Linked DNA regions of Mus musculus: region 1 is linked to region 2. A link is a loop called in an ENCODE intact Hi-C map of the cell type or tissue named here. Cell type or tissue: heart. All regions are shown on one strand. Each heading gives the region's core, and the rest is flanking DNA. Links, peaks and the distances in the headings are about the cores only. Region 1 holds the start of Ext1 (exostosin glycosyltransferase 1). Region 2 overlaps Ext1 (exostosin glycosyltransferase 1).

The links. Hi-C counts contacts between places; a loop is a spot of excess contacts. Peaks named below come from ENCODE experiments on the same cell type or tissue, not always from the same donor. Only the 100,000 strongest peaks of a DNase experiment are listed, where the experiment ranks them.
Region 1: it touches region 2 in a loop (1.8-fold over the local background); 6 of 42 quality-filtered maps call a loop at or near these places.

Annotation. Positions count from the first base shown.
Region 1 is chr15:53,339,352-53,348,678 of GRCm38, forward strand. Ext1 (exostosin glycosyltransferase 1) reads right to left here and starts at 6,832. Exons shown (of 11, transcript NM_010162.2): 1 at 5,051-6,832. The coding sequence starts at 6,012. In heart, for the core only: CTCF peaks have their summits at 4,036, 6,868 and 7,072; DNase peaks (open chromatin) are centred at 180, 4,040, 5,070, 6,860 and 1 weaker place; H3K4me3 peaks cover 5,637 bases; H3K27ac peaks cover 4,454 bases.
Region 2 is chr15:53,295,267-53,303,266 of GRCm38, forward strand. All of the region lies in intron 1 of Ext1 (exostosin glycosyltransferase 1), which reads right to left. Among named protein-coding and RNA genes, the nearest start is that of Ext1, 47 kb to the right of the region's middle. In heart, for the core only: a CTCF peak has its summit at 3,722; a DNase peak (open chromatin) is centred at 4,075; H3K4me3 peaks cover 700 bases; H3K27ac peaks cover 885 bases.

The DNA of each region.
Region 1 (9,327 bases), core at 1-8,000, 44 kb after region 2:
GACCTTACATAAAAACAATTAGTTATTACGTTCAATCAAGGAGGGGGTTCCACGTTTCTGTCTGAAGACTGCAGAACCCAATGACCACTACATCTGACCTGATTTGACTGAGTGTCAGAAAGCAGTAGCAGGCCAGGGTGAGAAGACAGAGAACCGGGAGCCAGGAAGCCTGGGCTACAGCCCAAGTTCTGCCACTTACGAGCTGGGAAGCCTTGGACACGCTGCCTCAGCACCTCTGGCTTCAGCTTACACACTACGATGCACTAACAAGACACGCTGCAGGTTAGCTGAGAGAAATGCAGCCAGGCCCTACCCAGCCAAACCTTTGATAAGACACTGACACGAAGTCACTCACAGAATTTTCTGGAATCCTATTCTGTGACAGTAGATCTTCCAGGATACGGAGCAAACCACAAGCACCTCGGGGTATGGCGTCTCCTTTGATCACTTCTGTGTCGCCCAAACGGTATCAAGAGAACCAAAGGTGGCCCCCTTTCAGAGGGATCCGTCCAAATCTTAGCAGCTTGTCACGAATTAAGCATAGTAAAATCCTTTAAACCCATATCTCAAGTAACAGTACCTTTCAACATTTCCTACTCTGGACTCATTCGACTCGCAAATATCCCTCCAAGTAGCACCCGAATTTCTTGTGAGTTGAGCTTTCAGGGGCTCTCTGCAGAAAGCAGGTTCAGGGAGACGGGGAACTGCGCTGGCAGAAGACACACGTGTCAACTTCATAGCTCGGCACAGGACTATTACTTTGATTTCCCATCTGTGGGCTACTTTAGCAACACTTTTGGGCCATCACACAATTACGGGGAGAAAGGTGCTAATATTTTACATTTGGAGGCTGGACCTTACGGTTTCTGCCTTTCCCTTCAGAAGAGGAAAACATTCACCAAAGAGTCAGGCCCAGGTGAGGAACGTGCTCCAAGTGTCGGTGAAACCAGTTGAGGATAATGGAGGAAAGAGAGAAAAAGCCCTTTCGTACTATGACTTGTCTTAAGCACAGTCGCCCTCCTCTGCAATGGCATCTACATCCAACTTATTTGGTCAATTCCATCTGTTCCCGCAACTCTTAAGGCCAAAGGGAAAGAAAGGCTCAATTAAATAAATAAATAAATAAATAAATAGAAAGAATGAGTTACACTAAGCAGTTTTGGGAACACACCCACTTATTATTTTTATCAACAATAAAAGGGAACCGTGAACCTCACGCAAGACTCTAAGCATGTCCCTTCAAAGGGCTACATCAGCTCTAAACTAGTTGACATTTTTTTTCAATGCCTGCCAGCCACCTTTGAAAAGTTGTCATCAAGTTGTAGAAACACCAGCAGCACCAAATGGGATGTCCTAGAGGCTGAGCGCTTCCAGAGTGTTCGCAATGAGAAATGAAAGGAACGCTGACTAATCAAAGATTCCAAAGGCCTGCTTTCTGGAACTACTACTAAAACACATCAGAGTTCCAACTGTTCCTCCCGAAAAGCGAGTGCTAGAAGCTAAATGATCAACCATCCTTAAACAGTACATGTCTGGGGCTGATGAGGTGACACTGGGGAAGAGGGCCCATCCTACGTAAGGATGCGCATTTGATACCCAGACCCCACTTGGTGAAAGAGGAGAACTGACTCCAGGTTGGCCTCTGACCTTCACGCATGCGCACACACGCACTAAAGAAATGTTTTGTTTTGTTTTAAAAACCCCAGTACAGTACAGCTTTAGCAAACAGAAAAGGGTCTGACAATCTTGATAGTCTTTTGACTGCTCTCAGAAAAGCTGCTTTGAAAGAATCACCCTGCTTTCCTTGGAAGGGCCAAAGGTTCAGGACACCTCTCACTACCTTCTCTTCCTTCTGTTTGAGATAGCCAAACTTGAAGTTCCCTAATAATGACCTCCAAAGGTATCGAACCTGTGATGTTCATGCAAAGTAGTCGTCATGTCAGGATGCCTGAGAGGCCAAAAGCACTAAAATGGAGTGAATTTCTCGAAGGTCTCACTCCAGATCACCAAATCCCAGCAGTGACTCAGTTCGGCTGGTGCCAACTACACCGGTTATAATGAGTAACTGAAAGCCAGATGTGGTGGCTCAAACCTTTAATCCCAGTACTCCGGAGGCCGAGATAGGTGGATCCCTGAGTTGAAGGCCAGCCTGTTCTACAGAGCTCCTTCCAGGACAGTGAGAAATGAAATAAAGTGAAAAAATTAAAATGAAAAAGATATGTAACTAGTAAAAATTATGTGCACTATGAAAAAAAATGATATTTAATGTAATTGAGAAGCTGGATCAAAGTTTGCAGGAACTTTTTCTCTAGAGCAAAAGTAATTCCCATTCATGCCACCCAGCTGTTCTGCACCGGTGACATTCATGTGCTTTTCACAAAATCACCAGTGGGACACTTCCCTTGAGACCTACAACATTACACACCATCACGATATCTTGGAGTTGAAGTATCTGCTTATGTTCTTCTAGTAGCCTAACTTGACCAAGGGGCTATAAATTTCCAATCTAATTATCAGATCCGGTGTCCCCAGCAAACCCATACCAGGTTGCTTGCCGAGGCAAATTAAGTTGAAACCTTTTCATAGGTACTTGCTAATGCAGAAGAGAAGTAGATGAAAATTGATCTCGTCTTTACAAGCCATTACCAAATGAATGCCTAGAACACCTCGGAAACTGCTTAAACCCTGGGTAAAAATCAACTCAGAGATGACTCCAGGAAGGACCACTTCCACAGATCTGACTTCAGCATCTCATCTCCAAGGGTCTGGTGTGGTTAGCCTCAGTGTGGCTGAGGAATTCTGCATTGCCCTTTACTTCCGAGTGCAGCATCGGTGTAGCCTGGTGTATAGTCACGGCTTCCAGATTCCTGCATTCTTATTTCCACCCTGTGTATTCCAAAGTCAAAAGCAAACAAACACCCAGCAATATTTGTGAGTAAACAATTCTGACAATCCAAGATGGGTAAGGAGTTAAATCTCTAGGAGTTCCAGTCTGCACTACTAACACATCCTAGTAAACAAAATCAGAGCTAGCGGGATTGTAAAAGGAAACAGAAAGCCCTGAAAAACCCTGCTCAGGAGAATAGTAAACTTGTTTTCTTTCTGGATGCCACAGTCCCAAACAGAGACGATCCTGAGGCCCCGTCCCAGGTGGTCTTTAAACTTAAATCAAGAAGAGGTGGAGGGTGTCAGATTTCTTGGCCCAAGGACCGAAAGGTGAAAAATTAATTACATTCAATTAGCAAAACAAAGTTGCTCCGAAGCCAATCAACCACACCTTTCTCCATCTCCGCTCTCTAGAAAACAAAAGTTTTCCATAGAAAATGTAAAGAATTGGCATCTGGGGTGGGGGTGGGGGGGTCGAACACACAAGGAACATCCGCTCTTTCCGAATGAAGAACGTCATGATCTTTCTATAAAGCTTGGAGAGATTGCTTTAGAAGCCATCAAAAGATCAGCCTCTTCACGCCAGCCAAAGAAATTCCTAGAAGGCACAAGCACCCCCAGAATCTATCAAAGTATATTGTCCTTTCAACAAAGCAGTTTCTTTCTGACCACAGTTAAAGAGTATTTTTACTCTGTCACAACAACACTCAACATTCACGCAGAACTTCCGTGTGTAAGAGGAAAGGAACGATGGATTCACAATTGATCCTGGCCTCAGGCTTTTCCCAGGATTGAAACGGAAAACGTCCAAGGGGCTCAGAAGCAGAAGCCCCAGGCTTGATATTTCCTCTCCCTTCTATGATCAAGTCGGGGAGGACTTTACTATCCCATCCAATCACTCCCACCAAGACCAGAGAGTCTGAGGGAATCCATGGACAATAAATAATCACACCTTTCATTTCAGGGCCCGGTTACCCCCACCCCCACCCCTTCCTGATCCAACCCCATCTGGAAGCCTTTTCCCCTATTCTGCATTTCATGAATCAATTGCACAATCTGCCAACCTCTGCCAGTTCCTCTTGTACTCAGCTGAGAGGTTTCTCCTTCCTTCCCTGGGTAGCTAGCACAAGGCTGCTCTGGTTTTTAACTGGCGTAAAGTGGAAATGCACCATAGGCGCTCACTCTTTCCCAGCCGGACACAAGTGAGTCTGGGGCACTGACCTCAGCTATCAGGAAGCTGACCGATGGACCCACAGGCCAGCCTCGGTTTCAAGCAGATTTGTGGATTCTAACTTTGACCTGAAATCCTGTGTGTCAGCGACTGTGAAAGACGAGGAAAAGGAAGACTGAAAGGGGCTACAAAGTAACCAACTCAGTTACTTAGCAACTAAACAAAACTCTCCCCTCCACAGAGGCTAAGGAGGCATCTCAAGCCCATTCAAAGAGTAACAGTCCACATTTATATGCAAATAGATAAAGACAAAGAAGAAAGGGAAATCTAAATTAGTAAGGGTAGTTCACTGCAGTGGGCCTGAGGCCCAGATTTTAAAGTTTCCCCAAGAAAGAGAGGGCTTATAGGAATGAATGAATGAATGAATGACCCTAACCAGCTTACACTCTACCCTTCATAAACATCAGTGCTGTAGAGGAAGTAAGAGGCAGTCACAAGTTGGGAAGGTAAAAATGAAAATATTCTAGGAATCAAGAATCTAAAGCTTAGGGGGGAAGGTGCAAATTTAAGCCTAGCCAACTGCACAGAGAACAGGTACCCATGTTCTTGAGAGAAACAGACAAAGCCCAGGGGTCAGAGTCTGTGGACTTGCGTAGAACATGTGTCTCTCTGAGTCGTCACAAATACCCTTTAGTACCCTTTCCAAAACTTGGATCCGAGCCCCCATAATGCGCCAAAGACACATGGGTCCTGAATGGTTTTCAAAGTATCAGGAAGATTCCCTTCTTCACCAACTTGACTGGAGAGAGTACTCTTGTCGAGTTTGCCTGAGAAGCCCAAGCTCACCCCACACACTTGAACCCAGCCGCTGGATCCCAAGGAAGCAACAGAACTGAGGGCTTCTGTCTCCACCCCGCATCCCCCACCCTCCCACCTGGACTCAGGTATCCAGGGCCCAGGGCCGAGCCTCGAAGGGAGGCAGCCCTTACTCACTTCTCATACTCGGTGTTGTCTCTGTCACAGCGAGAATCCTTGTGCTTTTGCCAGTCTTTGCCATGCTTGCAGGTGGTGAGGAGCAAGACGTCCTCCCCGTTATGGACGTGATATAAGGCATTCCTGGTGTCTGACCCTATCCCTGTCAGGTACCGCTTCCCCTTGAATACCAGCATGTACTTCCTGAGAGGAGGGATGGTGTTAAATTTCAAAAACCCCCTCTCCCCTCCTGTCCTGGGATGATCCTTAGAAAAGAGGGGAATAGAAACATCAAAGTTTGGTCGGAAGTTTTCAGTACTGATGCTGGCTTTGGCCAGCATCGCCTGGCCGATGTCAAACCCCACGTCCTCAGTGTAGTCAGGCCAAGTGCCAGAATATAAATTAAAAATTAAATGATTCCTACCATTGTTCCACAAGTGGAGACTCTGCACTTTGGATCTCAAATTGTGCACATACTGAGGTGATAACTGGTCTCTGTCTAAAGTATCCAGACTCAAGACAAAGAGGCACGCCTGGCTGGGGTCCGAGGTGTAGAACCTGGAGCCCTCGATGGCCGCTAGAATGTTTTGGTAACTTTCGGCGATTTTCTCCCCTTTCTGCTGCGGGTACACGTAGACTTTGAAGCCGTTTTTCTTGCAAAGGGTGAAATCGAAGCAGGACTCCATGCGGCACTTCTTGCCTTTGTAGATGCTCGAGTTGGCGTCTCGCTTCTGCCGGGGGGAAATGTGCACGCTGGAATCCTCGTTTTCCAATTGATCCCAAGGAAAGAAAGGGCGCAGAGCGTCCGGGAAGCGGGGCCAGAAATGATCCGGACTGGGCTGGTGCAAGCCATTCCGACCACTGTGCTCTTCTCTCCGGCTGTGGCTCCTCGATGCCCTAAACTGCACGCCTCCAAAATAAAACAAAAGGGCGAGACAAGAGCCAGCTGAGAGCAGGATGAAATAGCGTTTTTTGGCCTGCATGTGTCCTGCCTGGGTCAAGAGGATTGTAAATAAACACAAGAATCACCCAAGTTTCCCAATCAACACTTTCAGCTCCAGTCCGCCATCTTCCCGCCTGTAAAGACTTCAAACTCTCCGCTCCCACCTTCTCTGGATGCCTTTCCCCAAGCCGTGGACTGATCCAGCGCATGTGGGCGATTTCTTTAACTTTCTCCCCTTCGGTCTTTCATCTTTGGGCTGCACAATGCACGGGAGAGAGCCGGGCAGAAGATCTCGCACCCAGGGCGGGCGAACAGCGGACTGTAATTTTCTTGCATGCAACAAGACGGAGGAAAAGAAAGAGAGCAGGGAAGAAAAAGCTCCCGATACCCAATCAATGGCAAGACGAAGTGACTGCCTCTCCGCTCGGATTCCTCTCGGCGGCGTGGAGAACGAGCCCGGGGAAAGCAACTTCAACTCATCCACACTCCGGTGCAGAGCACTACGGTTCCAACAAGTCAATCCGCCCCGGCTTCAGCCGGCTAGTGCATCTTGCAGCTGGGGCGCCGTAACCTCACAAATCCCTGCATGTCTCTTTATTCCCTTCTGCAGCGGCTCCCACACTCCGCCGGTGTTTACTCCTGCGCTCACGGGGCCGGCTCCCCGGGCGCGCGGCGGCCCGGCCGGCGGCACGAGGCGGCGCGGGGCGGCGGCGGCGGCGCGTCCTCCCCGCGGGCAGTGCCGGCCCCGAGCGGTGCTTCGCAGGCCCCGCGCTATCACTGCCGACCGCCGCGTTCGGTCGCCGAATGTTACCCGGTTCTGAATGTTACACTTACACATTCCATTCCCGACACGACAGCGCTGACCTCATCCATCCACGCAGCCCGCGCTGCCATTGGCCGGGCGTCACGTCCGGGTGGGGCGGGGCTTCCGCTGCGCCCATTCATAACCCCCGGCGGCCGGCAGAGGCGCCGGCGCGGCGCGGCGCGGCGCGGGCGCGGGGACCCAGGAGCGCACGGGCGGCGGGCGGAGCGCTAGCCGGCCGGGCGTCGCCCACCGCCGGCCTTCTGCACGCCGGGCCGGGAATGCAACCCGGACCAGACGGGCCCCAGAGGCGCGGGAGGAAGTGTGGGGACGTGGCCAGCAGCCCGCTGCTCGGGATGCCCCGGGTCTCCACGAGCCGGGAACGCCTCCCCGCCGGGAGGCTGAGAGGACCGGTTCCTGGAGAAGGATGCCTTGAAAATGGAGAAGCGAGGGGAAGGGGGGTGGGGACTTCATGGAAAGCGAGCGCAGGTCGGGATGTCTCTCCCCCCACACTTGGACCCGCTGAGGACCAATTTTTTGGTGGGTCTTGTTTTTAACGTTTAAGTGGTCTTTCTAATTCCCCTATGTAATCCACCTATTTTTCTGTCTTCCTCGCCGAGACACCCTAATCCTCAACAATAAGGAGGAATTGTCACAGTCCGATGGATCTGTGGCTGAGTGTGAGAAGACACCTCCTAAAGCCATCTGATCTGCGTGCCCTCTCTTCCATTCCCGAATCCCTCCCACCTGTTCTATTCACTGATATTGGGCCGGGAGGGATCTAATGGCTGAAAAGAAAGCCATTTCATTTTGCCCCCATCGGTGTTGTTATTCTTCCTGAGGTGGTATTTTTAAGATGTCACCTGGCCCTAGCTGTAGAAGGGAACCTTTGAAGCAAAAAAAAAAAAAAAAAAAAAAATGTATTTACAATAAATGTGCCACGGTTCCTTCAATTGACCTTCCTTCTGTCGACTCCCCTGCCCCAAGCCCCTGTCATTCTGAGTGAACTTAATTGGATGATTCTGAAAGGAACCTCCAGGACCTCCAAGCTGTGCTAGACTCCCAAGCATTACCTGGCCTCACAGCCTGAATTCTGGCTTAGAACACTTACCCACCCTAGCCTCAGAGCCTGGCCAAGCTGGACAAGCAGTTGCCTAGGGCAGCAAGCTGTTTAGTGATTGTTTATTGTGGGAGTGAGTGAGCTGGGAGCAGACACATCCCTACCTCCCTCGGGCTACTGAAAACCCCAGCCGGTTGTGTACCCATGGTATGGTTATAATAAGGCAGAGTGGAAAGTTTTCAACCTTTGTTGTTTCAGATTTGTTTGAATAAAGAAGGGAAGAGATATTGGGTGGGATATTTTGGTACATTCTGAAACCTCTGCCCATTTTGAACCTGCCAAAGATGAAGTAGGTTTTCATGATTTACTTTGTCCCCACCACAGGATTTAGAGAGGCCTGAAACAAGAGTAAGGGTTCAGTCATTTTCCGAGCAGGATGAAAACGGTTCAGGTAAAGGTAGAGATTAGAGCCACAAGTGACCCCAGGTCTCAGGGGGATTGCAATGAACAGTCTTCAAGACAGAGCTCTTTGTGTTGAGATCTGGCTGTCAAACAACCTGCACCCTGTAGAAGATAGGACTCTTCTTATCCTGCATTGGCAAAGTCTCTTGCTTTTCTTGTCTAACTGTGGTTCCCTCAGCTCACAGCACATCTTTGCATTCAGTTCATTAGTGGTTGATGTTGTAGGAGAAAAATGGTACTGAAAGTGAGGGGAAACACGTTCAGCCCGTGTTTCTGCAATTGAACCTTAGGAATAATGATCTCGGCTTACTCTCAGCTTCTCATTGATGAAGTGATGTTTTAGAGTAATGTTTTTTGTTTTTGTTTTTTTAATCAGCCAGTCTCAGTTTGTAATGTAATCCATTAACACTCCTACCCTATTTTTTCACTAGATCTACTCACCTATTATATCTTTATTTAATATTTATTTAATGTGTAGCGATGTTTTGCCTGGATATATGTACGTGCACCACCTATAAGCCTGATACTCATGGAAGTCAGAGCAGGATGTCAGATCTGGAACTGGAGTTGTGAATGGGTGGGGACCATCCTGCTGGGGTTGGAAATTGAACTCTGGACTTCTTCAAAAGCAACAAGTGCTCTTAGCTGCTGGACATTTCTCCAGCCTTAGTTTCGTTCCTTTTCTTTTCTTTTTCCTGTTTAATCAGAATGAATAGTCTTAGTATTTTAAGATTTATTTTTAAGTGTGTGTGTGTGTGTGTGTGTGTGTGAATGCAGGTAACTGTGAAGGCTAGAGGCATCTGATCCTCTTAGAGCTACAGTGTTAAGTGGCTGTGAGCCACACAATTTACATGCTAAGTATTGAATGTCTACTCCTCTCCCAGAACATTGTCTGCTCTTAACCACTGAGCTAGGTCCCCAACCTTACTCTTCTGTTTTAATCCTTAGGGCCTGGGGTGGTTCCTGGATTTAGGTAGAATTCAAATACTGAATTGAATGAATTAATGAATGAGTGATTAAAATTTGACTTA
Region 2 (8,000 bases), core at 1-8,000:
CATCTGCCATAGTTAATGTATATGTTTACTGAAATACTTGTTTGCTTATTGTCTCTTCCCCAGCTAGTCTATGATAAGCTCCAACAGGGCAGCTATTTACCTTACCACTGTATCCTCAGTGCCCAGCTTAATGCTCAGTGCCTAACAGGTTCTCCATAAGCATCCACTGAACTAAGAAATGAGATCTATGGATTCTTGAATGCTCAGTACCCATTCCTTATATAGATATACCTGGGTCATGACCAGTTTCCTGCAGTCCTTAAAAAGGTAATCTTCCAAGCCAGTAATGGTGCCTCTCTAAGGCAAGATCAGCACCTAAGAGGTTGAGGTAAGATGATCAGCAAGGTTCAGAGGCCAGAGTCGGTGTATCCATTGTAAGTTTAAGGCTAGTCAGAGCTACATAGCAATGATTCTGTCTCAACATAGTCTTCCCACGGGGGATGCTTGGCCTGGGGCAGCAAAGCATCAAGGATGTGAATAACTAGCATCTTAGGGGTCATTTTCATTGTTTGTCTTGTCGCTATGACAAAAGCAATGTAGGAGATAAAAGCTTTCTCCTGGCTCATGGTTTCAGAATAGACTCCATGCATCATGGTAATGAAAGTCTACTAGGGGCAGCCATGACCATTGTCGGGAGAGTGTGGTAGCAGTTTCTCCAGAATGGTTTGATAGGCCAGAGCACGAGTCTGAAAGAACATTCCAGAACCAGAAGCATGTACAACCTTCAAAGGCCTACTCCTAATGGCCTCCCGCCAGCCAGGTCCTTCCTTCTAAAGGCTCTACAGCCTCCAAATCCACTCCCCAAGCTAAGGACTCAGGCACAAGCCGAACCTATGGGGCCATTTCAGATTCACACCAAAACATTTTATCTGAGTGTACGCGTACTACAATTATCCAGTCTAGTTCATGCTACTCACACAGGCGCACACACATTCACACCAAAACACTTCACATCTCCTCTCTTAAAATCTTTAAATGATCTGCACCCACTCAAACGACTACCTCTGCCTGTCATTTAATAGCTTCAGAAGGATACACCCTCATAGGGATATAGCGATACCACACGACTCTCTGCTCTGTCCACATACAGATACAGACACAGACACAGACAACACACTGCATAAGGAGGAAAGCCGGTGGTCGTGTTTACGACAAGGAACACTTGCTTACTAACGAGGATCCACCAACTTGGGAGTCAGCGATAAACTGTTCAGTTTCAGCTGTAGGAAATGAGGAGGAAAAACCTGCCTCTCTGCGCTTGCTCTCGGGCTTCCAAATTAATGCCCTATGGTTTGAAAGCAATTTACCTTATCTTGTTCAGCAGCCACCGGAGCTACCAGTCAAGGAGGAGAAGTAGCCAATATTTCAATAAAAAGTTGAAGTATCACCGAAGAGCAGCTTCTGCTTTGGCAAACACTGCCAGCTCCAGCCACAGACTTACAAATATGCTTCCCTTTCCTGCAGAGATTGAACCTCTCTGGCAACACTGTGGTCAGGTAATGGGGTGGCAAATTAGGTACCGGGAGCTTACATTTATCCCAGCATCTCCTCAAACAGAGAAAAGCCAATTTTTACACCAACTGATGGGAAAGAGGCAAAGCCATGTTAAGGCTGCTTTTTGAGTTTCTTATGTGCTGGAAAGACAAAGACTGGCAATTTCGGCAACTAGACCATCTTTGGAAAGATTTCTCAACTATCTGATACAGAATATTTTTTAATTACTCGTAAGTTAAATACTCATAAAATTCCCATTGAAACAGATTGGATAATTGCAGTGAATATAAACTCAGATAAATGCATCACTAGATATAACCATAGATAAATGAATCCATATGATGGGGGTGCTGAGAGAAAGAGAGACTGTGTGTCTGTGTTTATCTGTGTATTTCCTTATTTTTAACTCAAGGCAAAGTTGAACTAAGCTCCTGTCAGTCCACACTCCAAAGTTTCTCTATCCAGTTTTGCTTCTTTATTTCTACAATCCTCCAGACCCAATTTTTCCAGGAAGAAAGTCAGATGAAAATCGTTAATCTCGATGTGCATATGATCAGCTGATAAGATGCTAGGAGGAACGCCTAGGTGGTTCCTAAACAGAAAAGTGCCTCCTGTGGCCTGTCCAGGGCAAATTCACAGAAAAATGCCTCCTGTGGCCTGTCCAGGGCAGAGTCACAGAAAAGAGCCTCCTGTGGCCTGTCCAGGGCAGAGTCACAGAAAAGAGCCTCCCGTGGCCTGTCCAGGGCAAATTCACAGAAAAGTGCCTAATGTGGCCTGTCCAGCAGTCAAAAAAATCTGTTATTTCACTCCTAAGTTTAAGAACAGTTAATTATTTTTAGTGAGGCCAGGAGACAGAGCCAACAGCTCTCAGGGGTAGTTTGAAGGGCATGGTTCTTCTAAGCCATAGGTTACGCGGTATTGAACTTTGCCCTCCTATGATTTGCAAAGGGAAAGTAAGGCTATGCCCGCCTCCCCACCTCCCCACAAGATGCAGGTGAGCCTGCGGAAGGCGACTGCAGCTGCCAGCCTGCTCTTCCTTTCTTCTGTTCTCACCTTCCAGTCTAAGGGCCCAGCTGATGGGCAGAGGCTCAGCCCATCAGCAACTGCCTGGCTTAGGCCACATGCTGAGAACTGCACAGAGGAGACACAACAGACTTCAGAGATTTTGTGTACCCATCCCCTGTGGTCCACTCAGCAGCCTCCACTTCTGACCTGCCCACCCCTACTCCAGGGCTTCACGTGAACTTTCCTTTAATCCTCTCACTCCCCCGCAGCACCTTCGCTTCCCCTAGCATCTCTCATATTTGAGGAAGGGCCAATTTCTATAATAAATCCTTTAATCCCATAATACTCGGCATGTTTCTGTTTCGTTGACTGGCACCTGGTTGAAAAGTATGATAAAACAGAGGGAAAACCTCAATGCATAGAGCCTGTGTAGCCTACTAACTGTTCCACGGATTTAAAAACTTGCACTCTAATCCAAAAGAATGCTGGGACTAAAATATGGTTCCATAAAGAACACAGCTCTACAGCCCTGCATTTATGACTCTAGCACATGCAGACCTGGGGAACCACTGCAGATACCCACAAGCATCAGAGTCACCAGGAGTGGCTACTCAACACACACACACATATACACACACGCACACACACACAAGATTACAAAGCTTCCAACACTTTGCAAGATGTACAAGTAATTCCTGAGTATTTATAAATAAATGGCTTTTTTCTCTTTTTTCTTATAGGTTATGTTCTTGTTGAAAAGATAACATAAATTTTCTTAGATTTTCTGTGGTAGGATACCACTCGTGGGTATCAAGAATGGAGCCTAGAAAAACCCTGCAGACTGAGTCTAGCCCAAGGTTGTTTTTAAAAGCACCAGTTGGCCCTAACTTAGAAGTTGGGGGGGCTGTCATTCAATTCCACACCACCAGCTTCTGACAACTCATTCTAGCCCCCTCCCTCCCCGCACCCCCCCCCTTTCCCTTACGGAGAACATCTCCTCTGCCACTCTGAGCTGGCAATACCTGCCCCTACCTTGAGAAGATTTAAGCTGCAGCTATGGGGGGCGGGGGCAGGGAAAATGTCTTAGCAATTAATTAGCATTCCCTGTTCTTCCAGAATACCTAGGTTAGATCACTGACACCCACACCATGGCTCACAACTACCAGGAGTTACCCTCTAGGCCCAGGGGATCCAACCCCCTCTTATGGCTCTCAGGGGCACTACAGGCCCATAACGCCCAGACATACTAGGAAGCAAAATATCCAAACCCACAAAATAATAAATTTAAAAAATAAAAATAAAAAACCCTGAAGCTACCCGCTTTCCCTCTTAGGACATTGATCCCCGTGGTTTTGGAAGACAGACATTCGCCTTCCTCGAGCATTTAAGTTTCCTCAGCTGGAGGAACCAATCTGAGTGGCCTCTGTTGGGGAAGGCCATTTACATTCCCTGTTGCTTTAAAAGCCTCCATTTTCCGGGTCATGCTGCAGCGCGGCCCTTCCCTTAAAGGAGATTCTGTTAAAAAGAGGTCTGTACTTTCAGCAATTAAGGGCTGCATCAACACGCCAAGGAACAAGCTGAAACACCACCTAGCCCAGCTGCTTCTGGTCAGAATCACGTGGCAGAGCCTCTGGCACACGTCTGCTACTCTTCACCAGGGACAGCAGTCTGAGGAAGAGAGCTCTGCTTTCTATTATTCCAAAGTTTCTGCCTAGTGTCATTTTGTTTCTTTACATCATGAGAAAGTAAAAGCAGAGACGGAAATGGCTGCTCAAACATCAATGTGATTTGCACAGGAGGTGCCTGAGTTTGAAACGAGAAAGCCCTGAACAGGCACTGAAGCACCACCAACTTGTGCCCTGTAGCTAAGTGGCTCGGAGAGTGAGTTACCTCCCTCAACCTTGCTCCGGGTCTCTGACCTGACAACACGCATTCTAAAACACACTGGATGTGTTTTGTTGGTAGGATTTAGTGAAGGGGCTCTAGCCAGTCTGAGCATGGCAAAGAAAACACATTCCGCCATGGTTTGAGGTATTATAATTGGCTCATTCTTAACAATTAAAAAAGCCCATTCCAAAATTAAAAGCATATTCAACCAAAAGAGGAAGGGAGATTCCTTTGATAGTGATTCCATCAAAGAAAGACCTGAAAATGAAGGATTTCCAACAGGGAGGTGACGGATATTTTTCTTGGGTTAAAGAAATACATCCCATAGAAAATGGGCTAATAAAATTGCCTATCAGTTATGAATCAGTGTCTCTCTATATACTCATAAAAACACTTTGTATCCTACAAAGTTCAACAACCCAAGCTATTTACCCAAATGCTCAAATTTTAAAAAGGTCAATGTCTAACGTACAATATATAAATACCCCATGGCTGCCTCAGGACACCCCTCTGTCAGGCTAAGAATGTCCTGGTCCTGGTACAATTTGAAAAGTACTTCAGTCACAACTTGAACCTCAAGATTAAGCTGCCTGCCAATCATTTATAATGAGGCTTGCTAAGCAGGACACTTTCATGTTAAGTTGGTCAGCCAAAACACATTTGATGATTTTAAATGCACAATAATTAGAGCTGTTTGTCTTTACAAAGGATTTATACATCATATAACACACCCATTCCATCCCCACATAAGATAAATTAATAGAAAGGATATCACTTTTACTTTGCACATTTAAAAACTGAGTAGGACGAATGAGAAAATATTTTGAATGGGATTTCTGAGATTCAAAACTCAGAAAGTATAGAGAAGAGAGATAGCTCTAAGAATACTTGGCGGTCTTGTAGAAGACCTGAGTTCAAGACCCAGCACGGACATGGTGGATTACAACTGTCTGTTACTCCAATTCCAGGATACTAGAAGCTCTCTACTGGCCTCAAAGGGCAGTGCACACAAGTGGTATGCTTGGTACATGAATGTACAGGCAAATTCATACATGTAAAATAAAAAGACATAACTTTAAAAGCAATTCAAAGTGTTATTCCTTAGATAGTAAAAAAAATTCCACTTAAAACTTCCAGAGGGAAAATGGTTTGTCATGTTAAAGCTTAAAAACACAAACACACGGGAGAGATGGCTCAGTAGGTAATTCCCAGCACACACCTGGTAGCTCACAAACATCTGTAAACTCCAGTTCCCGCTTCTGGCCTCCACAGACACCAGGAATGCAGCTGGTACACAGACATACATGCAGGTAAAACAGCCATACACATAAATCAAATTAAGTGTGCTAAGTTTAAAAAAAAAAAAAATCAGAGAGCAAAGGAAGGAAGGAAGGAAGGAAGGAAGGAAGGAAGGAAGGAAGGAAGAAAGGAACTGAGTCACCAGACACTAAGTAGTAGGTAGCATTTACTTGTTTCTAGAAACTGGAAATACACCTGTTGGGTGACTTTATCTCATTTCCTAGATAATAGTCTGTACTGCTCAACAATCTTTCCCAGGGGGACACAAATGTCGTGAGATGAAAAGGTTGTCTGTTACCTGCTCAACTGTGTGGACACTGGCTTGCTCAATAGATAATTAAACGGCACTATAGATAACACTCTGGTTTGCCTAGAAAGACATCCAAGGGAGAATACGCTGTCACCTACAGAGGGAGACAGGTAGACAACATGTACTTCCCAATGCTGGTGCTTGATGCTGAACAGAAAGACCATGAATGGGACCAGGAAGGTGGGGAGGAGCCAGCCTTACCCACCTTATTAGCCCAGGACTTTACAAGGTGGGAGTGTTTGATGTGAGTCTATGTAAATGAACACCAGGTCACCAGCTAGGGAAAAAGGGAAGGAGGTGTCATGGGATTCCAAGCAGAAGAAATAGCAGGTTAACATGCCCAGATATGAGACAGCGCTGCTGAGCAATGCTGGCAGTAGTAAAGGTGACCGGGAAGAATGATTAGGGTGGATTTCAAAAGAGCTGTGCCTCAAACACGAAAAGGGCAGGTAGGCACACCGAGCCTTAAACAGGAAACAGGCTTAATTGGATCCTTGAGTGAGGAAAAAAATAGTCCTTCATTTAGGCTGTAGGAAACACACTGGCCTGCTTGCCAAAAGAAGAACACACAATTGATTCTGCCTAATGTGCTCTGTAACTCACCCTGTCCTTCCTACCAAACATCGCCTAACCAGGACTAGGACACTATGAAATCTGAGACTTCACATAGTGCCGATGCCTGCGTTCACAAAGTTTAAGAGTACATATCCAAAAAGCAGAAATACAGAGTATTTCTTCTCTGCTCCAAGGGAAAATAACTCAAGCCTTTGGCAGGTGACCGTTTCTGTGCAATTCATTCATTTATTCATTCATTCATTCATTCATTCATCGGTTTTTCGAGACTGGGTTTCTCTGTGTAGCCCTGATTGTTCTGGGACTCTCTTTGTAGACCAGGCTGGCCTTGAACTCACAGAGATCCACCTGCCCCTGCCTCTCAAGTGCTGGGATTAAAGGCATGCACCACCATAGTCTGCCTTTATTTTTATTTCTTAATCTGAACTACTTTTAAAAACTTGCCAGCAGAGGCAAATACATATCAGGTTGAAGATCTTGGGGGTCCAGGCTGGGAAAGAACGAACTAAAATAAAAGCAACTGAGTTTAAAGAACTGGCAGTGGCAGTTTCAAAAATTTTTTTAAATTAAAAAAAAAAATCAGGTTCCTTTTAAAAACAAAGACGTGTGTATCTGCTTAGGAACTATAGTGCTAATCATGGCAATCACACATCATTCAGAATTATCACAAACTGGCACATTCCATGGCAGTTCTTCTGGAAGTTTCTCTATGAAAGGTGTACACTGTAACAGGGTTGAAATGTTCACTAGAAACCTCTCCTTAACACTCTTCTATCTCCCACAGGAGTACAGGAAGCATTTTCCTAAGCTTCACTGCAGGGCTACTGAAATCGTGCAAGGACAGACTGAACCATGGCGAGGGCCACGAGCTCCAACCTCATCACCTGATGGGCCAGACACACGCAGATGTTCTGTAGGTTGGGGTCCTTACCTACCGTGAACGGCTTTACATCTCTGTAGGAATTCTGTGTTGTTGAATTGTCACACTAGAAGACTTTTTATTTAAAAACAAACCAAAACAAAAATAAATCAAAACAAACAAAAAAACCAAGGTACCAGTAGTTACAAATTCTGACCTTCAGTTTACAACTGGACTTGCCTATGGGACCAGCCAAATTGAAAAAAGCCTTGCCTGCATGTGTGTACTCACAGGACTAATTTGTTGAAGTTTGCATTATTAGTATTATATAGCTCACACCGTGCATTCATTAAGACTGGAGCTCTGTGCAGCCACATGCTGTAAGACGTGCTTTTAAATATGCCTCCAGATGGAGCCTTTGAAAACAGTTCTCAGTCCTCTGGAGGCAACAGCTATCATTCCAGAGGCTCCAAAGTGGGCAGAGGGACAAATCAAATTTAAAATAAAGATAAGTTGTAGCAACACACATGAAAAAAAAACCATCATCTCACCAAGTTCTATCCAAAGAGAAGT